3 separate regions of the Homo sapiens genome follow, and all the other regions are linked to region 3. A link is a loop called in an ENCODE intact Hi-C map of the cell type or tissue named here. Cell type or tissue: endothelial cell of umbilical vein. All regions are shown on one strand.

Region 1 (2,500 bases), 250 kb after region 3:
TTCTCAAATTAACACAACGTGCTACAAAAGCAAAGAAAAGGGAATGAAGTAAGCTGGGGAAGCCTTGAGAAATCCTTGTGGAAAGAGTGACTTTCGATCTATATAGATCTATACCACCACACATGGGGTGCAAGCTAAAGACATAGTTCTACCTCCATCTTACCTTAATGCTCTAAGGTTCTGGGTGAGTATCCAGAAAATGATCTTGAACGTTTAGTCCTTTCAAGTAAATACCGAATCCTCAATTTTCTCTTCCAACAGACACTGGGTGGTGCTATTGTCCAAAACTTCCACCCATCACGTATTTATTACTTCAATCTATAGACATCTCCACAACCAATGTGTCTTGTGGGCCAAAGTGCTAGGGATTAGGGATATAAAGGTGAATAGCCTCAGTTGTTCTGTGATTATTATAAACTGCTATCGTGTTCAGTGGCCGAGAAAGCTGCGAATGTGACTTTTACATTTCATAGGAGAGCACTACTGTCACAGAAATGTCCAGTTGTAGGGGTGAATGGCCCTGAACCACCCACCCTCACTATGAGCACCCCTACTCCACGACCTGGCCAAGGATTAGAGCAGACAACACCGAGCCCCACTTCCAACCTACTGTTAGGTTATCACAGCATCCTTGGGCCCCAATGGCTATAAAAAGCCGAAAGAGCCTAAATACCGGTCATTCAGCTTGGACCTCGGAGTTCCAGATGTTCTAAGCTCACTGGGCGAGATGTGTCTGCTTATTGCAGAGGCCTCTGTTATTGTGAAAGAGTGAGTGTAGTCAGGATGAAGGGTATGTGGACCCTCAGGACTAAAGCAGTGGAAGAGGCCTGGGAGGTGGGGCCTGGGGAGGCGGGGTCGGCTCTGACTTCACCAAGCCCCGATCCTAGAGGAGAGGGTGGACGCGGGCTCTGTACACTCAAGCGGAGGAGGGGAAGGGCGGGGTGGGGGGGGGGGGGTGGCGAGCCCGGAAACCTTTGGCCAATCAGAGAGGGCTGGGGCGGGGCCTGCTGGGTGGCTTAGCACTGCAGGGCTCTGCGCGGGAACGCTAACCTGGTCCGGAGCGAGTCTGGGTCTCAGCCCCGCGAACAGCCTTTCACGAGTCTTCAAGCTTTCAGGTGAGGACCTGCGGCCTCGCAGGAGCCAGAGGACCATGGGGATGGGAAGGCGTCAGGGTTGCGAGGCGGGGGATGCCGCGCCTTCGGGAGCCAGAGGAGCCGAGGTTGGGGCTGGCGCTTCGCGTCTGCACCGCCGCCCGGGCGAGCGAGTCCGCGCCTTTGTCTTCCAGGGGGCCGCCTTCTGCGCTCGATGCCGAGCCCTCCTGGGGGCCGGTCCCTGGAAACAAGGCCCCGGGGTTGGGAGGCGGGGAGCGCGGACCCTTAAAGGGACCTGTCCGCAGTAGCTGCAGGTCGGAGGCTTAGAGGATGAGGAGTTTGGAGGCCGCCCGGAATGGGCCCCCTGGGGCTTGGTCCTCATTCCTTCTCCTCCCGTGGCCGTTAGGCTGGGCGCCAGAAAAAGCTAATAGTTATTTTTAAAAGTATGCAAACTGCTCTTGACAGACTGGCCTACGCACCCGGCCCTGCTATTATTTATTTGTTAGTTCCAGTTTTCCAGCTCTGAGCTTGGCGTCTAATGGCTTGGCAGAGGAGGGTCTTAGGGTAAACTCGACGGAATGGAGGCATGTTCGGCACTTCTGGCTGCTTGGGGGCCTCTCCATTCTACCCCAAGCACTAGACATAGTATCTTACTGCACGAGGGTGGGGCTGGGCTTGCGAATGAGAACTCTGCCCTCCGATTTCTGGGATATCCTATTGTCTCTTCTGGACAAACTCGGGACGCTTACAGGGCACCAGGCATTTCGTCAGGTCCACAGCCATGCACCTCTAAGCCTCATCTCTTTACCTCTCTCTTTGCAGAGAAAACATGGTGAAACAAGACTCGCTTTTATTTGGTTTATCCCATTCTGCTGAAGTCCTGGGTTTGATCCTAGTTAGCTGTCCCTTCTTACAACGTTTATACACCAATGCCACAAGGAGCTATTATGAGACGTGTATTGTAATGCCTTAATGTACTGTCATCTTTGGGCATTTAAAATAGAAAGAAATTAGTACAACTTATGCCACTCTTTTTTTTTTTGTGCTGCTCCCCGTCTCCTAAAAAAAAATGCCAAAAAACAAAAGTAATTTAATAGAAAGTGAAGATGCTCGAATAGTGCTATCTCCTGTTACAAAATCATTAACTGGTTAAAGCCAGTCTTTATTTTTTATTCTGTCCCTGTCTGCTCTTGTGCTTCTATCACCTCCATTTTACCCTTGCTGTGATTTTAAGAGTCAGACATATTGGCTCTGGGTTTCTGGAGAATCTTGGTTTCTGGTGCGTTCTGATCCAACGGCATTTACTGCATATCAAAATGGGCTAATGATGTGGAGTTAAAATTATTCTAACAAAAATATAACTTTTCTAAGATCTGTTGCTGTTTTTCTGTTGAAAATGAGCGGGTAGA
Region 2 (2,500 bases), 70 kb before region 3:
ATAGTGGAAGATGTTGATGGGGATCCAGTGTTAAGGCCTGTCATCCTGATAATTCCCTTCCTTCACTGCAGAGCCTGAATTTAGAGACCAAATGAAACCTAAGGCCATAAAGGGGCAGAAGGAAGAGAGAAACGTAGTTGTCAGCACACACGAACTCTCTCTTATACAATAATCATGTTCTGTTATCACAATACCAGAATTCTCCTAGGAGGAACACATTCTGCTCACCAGTACAAACAGCTATGGGAACTGTGCCCTTTTGTAGTGCACAGACTTTGAAAAGATTTCATCCACAGAATGTGAGTAATAGGAACTATCAGAATACTCTGAATAACATAGAGTTGTAAAACTGATAATATCACATCCATAGGATGGAATTCTAGAAGGTAGCAAAAACAAATTATAATAAAAATAATCATGAAAAAATGATTTCTTGCAGACAAGATTAATGATTCACATTATTTTTAATGTGTGGAAAAACAGGCATTTTCATACTGTGATATAAGGAATATAAATTAGTAATAGTATTTTGAAGAATATTATAGTTCAAAGGATTTTGAAATGACATTTTCAGGAACTTATAAATAAATGCTCACAAAGACATTTGCATCTATATGAGCATAGTGTTAAGTATACTATTGTTTGTAATAGAAAAAAATAGTAAGGGAACTAAATTTTTGTAATTAGGATACCAATTAAATAAATTTTAGGGCATCCACATGATGAGATGATACCCAGGCCACTAAAAAAATGACACTAAAATTTTGTTGTAGTTATTTCAAATGTTATCATAAAAATATATTTACACAGAAAGGTAATCACAATAACAGTGAAAGTGGATTACAAAAATCATAAATGGTCTGATCCCATTTTTGCTTATATAGGCTTCTAGCTATTTAACCACAAGTCTCAACACATAAACATTAAAATGATCTTTTAGTTCCTCTCACATACCTCTTTCTCTTTAACATACTAAAAACCTGTACTTCCTGCTTAGAGGCCTTCAGTATCTTTTTTTGCCTGTGTATGCCACCTTTTACGCCCAGACTTCCAGAAAGTTCTATCTTGTAAGTTTGGACCACAGTCCCTCCCTTTCACCTTCCAGCTTACACTAGTTCAGGCTGCAGTTCAGGCTGCAGTTCAGGCTTCTGTTACAAGGTGGCACCAATGCACCTCCACTATCAAACTTTTTTGCAAAGAAGTGTATACAAAAACCAAAAAATACAATACCTTCCTAAAAACCTAGCTTATTAACCTTTATGGAACCATTCGAATGATTCAAATTCTGCCTGAAAAAAACTTAAAAGTGCAAGAGGACTGTAAAACAACAACAACAACAACAACATACTCTGGGGCATCCATATGATGGAACACCAGGTAGCTCTACTGCCCCTTGATAGTCACTGGCTGGAAGGCATAACGTGGGGCAGGGCCAGCAGGAGGTGACTGACAGAGGAGAGGGGCAGCGGAATGGGGTCTGGGCTGCTATGTTCACAGTATCCTGGAGACTAAGAGGGGTAGGCGAAGGTCTGAAAAGCCTGTACAGGTTGGGGTAATGAAGGATAACCACTCTGCTCTCTGGGAGGGACTCCTCTACACTGTGAACACCCCAACCTAAACTTTACTGATGAGGTAAGAGATAAATCTATAAATGCGAGGTAGATTTGGGGTCAAGAGCAAATGGAAATGCTTTAATATACACATTTCCAATCAGAGGGGACACAATTTAACCCACTGTTTTATTGTGTTGTGCCGTGATGAAAAAGTAAGATTTTTCTTCTTCTTTTTTTTTAGATGGAGTATTGCTCTGTTGCCCAGGCTGGAGTGCAGTGGTGCAATCTTGGCTCACTGCAACCTCCGCCTCCCAGGTTCAAGCAATTCTCCTGCCTCAGCACCTGAGAAGCAGCTGGGATTACAGGCGTGCGTCACCATGCCTGGCTACTTTTTATATTTTCAGTAGAGACAGGGTTTTGCCATGTTGGCAGGCTGGTCTCAAACTCCTGACCTCAAGTGTTCCGCCCGCCTAGGCCTCCCAATGTGCTGGGATTACAGGCGTGAGCCACTGTGCCCAGCTTTCCTGTAATATATTAATATACCAAACAGTCCAGGAGCCATTAGGCAAACTCCACACTTTGCTTACCTGGTGTTATCTATCACTGAGATCACGAGGTGATCCCTGTAACTGGGATTACAGGCGTGAGCCACTGTGCCCGGCCTGAAAAAGCAAGATTTTTCTCATCATTTGAGAGGCAGCAGCACACACTGGATAGATGAATTTACTCAGGAGCCACACAGCCTGTGTTCACATCTAAGCCTTGGCACTTGCTAACTCTGTCTTCACTGTACCTCAGTTTCCTTTTTTCTAAAGTCAGGCAACAATAGATCCTTCTCATAGGTTGTGGTGAGAATTAAATAAATAAGTACAGTTGACCTTTTGTATCTGTGGATTCTGCATACATGAATGCAACCAATCTTGGACTGAAAATATTCTGAAAAGAAA
Region 3 (2,500 bases):
TATGATGTCTGTCACCTGGGGCTGCAGTCATCTGGAGGTTCCACTCATCTGGGACATCTGAGAGAGCTCACTCACATGAATGATGACTGGTGTTGGCGTCTGCTGGGAGCTCAGTTAAGGCTGTTGACCTGAGCATCTTGGCTCTCCACAGAGCCCTCCACGTGTACAGTTACCAGATTAAAATCAACTCAGTTAACTTTAAATTCCGGATTAATAGGAATATTTTTTAGTTTATGTGGCATGCAATATTAGTTTATTTAAAATTAAAATCCAACTGGATTTTAATTAAATAAATAAAAGTAAATGAAATAAATAACAAAATAAAAATTTTAAATCGTCTTATTATTTGCTAAATCTGGCAATTGCAGGGGATGACCCTGTGAATCTCTAAGTTTAATGACCATCTGAGCTGATTCTTCCAATGGGACAGGTCTGGGGAAAATGAGCAGATTGGATTGGCAATAAGGACAAAAGTTGGTAATACTTGGTGTTGGTGGAATGAAAAGCCAGCAGACGCTCACATATACTGTTGGTGCCAAGTGGATATATCTGTTTTCCAAGGCTCATATTATAACTTAAGACATTAATGATCTTTGATGCCAAAGTCCTATTTTTCCACCAACAAGGGAGTTTCAGCTGAGGGTTTAGAAAAGACTCATCAAGGTGACTACGATGTGCGCCCTCTTAAGGGGCCCTGGCTGAGGTGGCAGCTCAGAGTAACATGAGTTCCCTGCTTGGAGGAGGAAAAGACAGCTACTATTTTGTAAGGCAGATGGTTTAGCTGGGCCCAGCTCCAGTTTCTTCACATTAGTGTCTGGATTTAATCTCATGACAGCCGTGCTGGTGAGGTACCAGTATCCTCTCTTCCTCATGGATGTCAGTGACTATAAAGCACGTGCTCCTAAACACAGAGCTGAATGGCAAGGAGGTTACTCACCAGGCCCACTGCCAGAGCCAGGGATAGAACCTGCCAGCCTGGGCACCTTGAGTTGCTAGTGGTAGACCTTTAGCAAATGTATCTGGACATGTACTGTTAAGGAGGTTAATCTCTGTTCTCCTTGCTTACCCTCCCTGCAGTAAGGTTGGTGCCCCCTCTCCTTACTTCAGGGGAGGTTTGTGAGAGGGCTGACAGCAGAAGCCTTCTGGAGCCAGTTTTTCTTTCATCCTTTATGAAAACTTAATTTGTTGAAAGGACCGGGCTGCTTGTACCTGGTAGGGATGTGGGGGCCTCTCAGGACACAAAGATGGGAGAGGAAGGAAGATTTCTCCCAGACAGGGATGAGGCCTGAGGTCTACAAATCTCTCCAGGAGTTGGGACCTGAGCATTGCTCTGTATCAATGTTTGTGGTGAATTAGTGGATGGTCCTTCGAGTCTGGGCATCCATCCATGATTCAGATTTGATTTTCCTGTTTTGATCCAGGGGTAGATGACTCAGGATCTGGGACATGAAGGCACTGGGCCAACTAAGGAAATGGTCATCTCAGCCCTGAGCAGTGTGGACACGAGTGGTTACAGCAGGAGACTCTTGAGGCCATATCAGGAGGATACATTCCCAGAAGTGGAACTGTTTTGTCAAAGAGCATGACCATTTAATATTTTTAATGCTTCCTATATAGTTGAACTTTAAAATTTCTTTAATAGTTCTTATATTCCATCCAACAATTTGAAAACATCTGTTTTTCCTGATCTGTGCAAAAATAGGTTTCACAGATTTTTAATATTTTTTATTCTGAGATCCTGTTATTGGTACATTAGATTTTCTTTATTTTTCCCTATCGTATTATGTTTTAAATAGTGTATTTCACAGGTGCATTAAAAATGCTTAGCTAATGGTTCCATATTATACCTTAGAATATGTCTTGGAATAATTCTAGAGTTTGAAAAGAAAACCCAATCATCGAATTTGTGTTTATGTTGCATCCTGTTTGAATTGAAATGTTGGGGCCACGAGAAGCCCATACATAGCTTGGAGCGGACAAATTGGTACAACTTCTTTGTGGAGATATTGAGCAGCACCCACAATAGAAGCATGTGAGGCTCTGTCATCTGCTGCCCTCTCAGATGTGCATTGCAGAGTCTCGGTACATAGCAAACCTGTTCACAGGAGCATGGGTAAATATCAAAATAGTCCCAAAGTCACCTGGTTAGAAACATCTCAGAAACACTATTTTCAGAAGAAAACATTTCGATAATAGATATATAAATATGTTACTTATATAGAGATAAAAATATGCAAAGCAATTATGTGTTTAGTTTAGGGATGTATTCATGACTAAACAAGAAATTTTGGATAGTGGTTCCTTCTGAGGGCGCTGAGGCAATCAGGGAACTCACACAGGAGAGTCCACTCTGTAATGTTTTGCTTCATAACCTTGGTTGTGTACGTGTTTGCCTACTATCATATTTACAATACCTTTTGAAAAGTCTGAAATCTATCAAATTTGACATGAACAAAGCTCTAATGTGTTTTATCTCTGATTAATAAGTAACCCACTGTCT

The links. A loop is a pair of places that touch in the nucleus more often than their neighbours do. Peaks named below come from ENCODE experiments on the same cell type or tissue, not always from the same donor. Only the 100,000 strongest peaks of a DNase experiment are listed, where the experiment ranks them.
Region 1: a loop joins it to region 3, with 12 times the contacts of the local background. A loop is called at or near these places in 3 of 110 quality-filtered maps.
Region 2: it touches region 3 in a loop (2.4-fold over the local background); 2 of 110 quality-filtered maps call a loop at or near these places.

Annotation. Positions count from the first base shown.
Region 1 is chrX:102,515,281-102,517,780 of GRCh38, reverse strand. It overlaps TMSB15A (thymosin beta 15A), which reads left to right and starts at 1,042. Exons shown (of 3, transcript NM_021992.3): 1 at 1,042-1,115. In endothelial cell of umbilical vein, no CTCF peak of the experiment used is centred here; no DNase peak of the experiment used is centred here; H3K4me3 peaks cover 714 bases.
Region 2 is chrX:102,834,617-102,837,116 of GRCh38, reverse strand. All of the region lies in intron 10 of ARMCX5-GPRASP2 (ARMCX5-GPRASP2 readthrough), which reads right to left. The region is part of intron 2 of LINC00630 (long intergenic non-protein coding RNA 630); the gene reads right to left. Among named protein-coding and RNA genes, the nearest start is that of LINC00630, 67 kb to the right of the region's middle. In endothelial cell of umbilical vein, a CTCF peak has its summit at 1,166; a DNase peak (open chromatin) is centred at 1,146.
Region 3 is chrX:102,764,367-102,766,866 of GRCh38, reverse strand. The region is part of intron 8 of ARMCX5-GPRASP2 (ARMCX5-GPRASP2 readthrough); the gene reads right to left. Among named protein-coding and RNA genes, the nearest start is that of LINC00630, 3.5 kb to the left of the region's middle. In endothelial cell of umbilical vein, no CTCF peak of the experiment used is centred here; DNase peaks (open chromatin) are centred at 1,026 and 1,446; H3K27ac peaks cover 1,246 bases.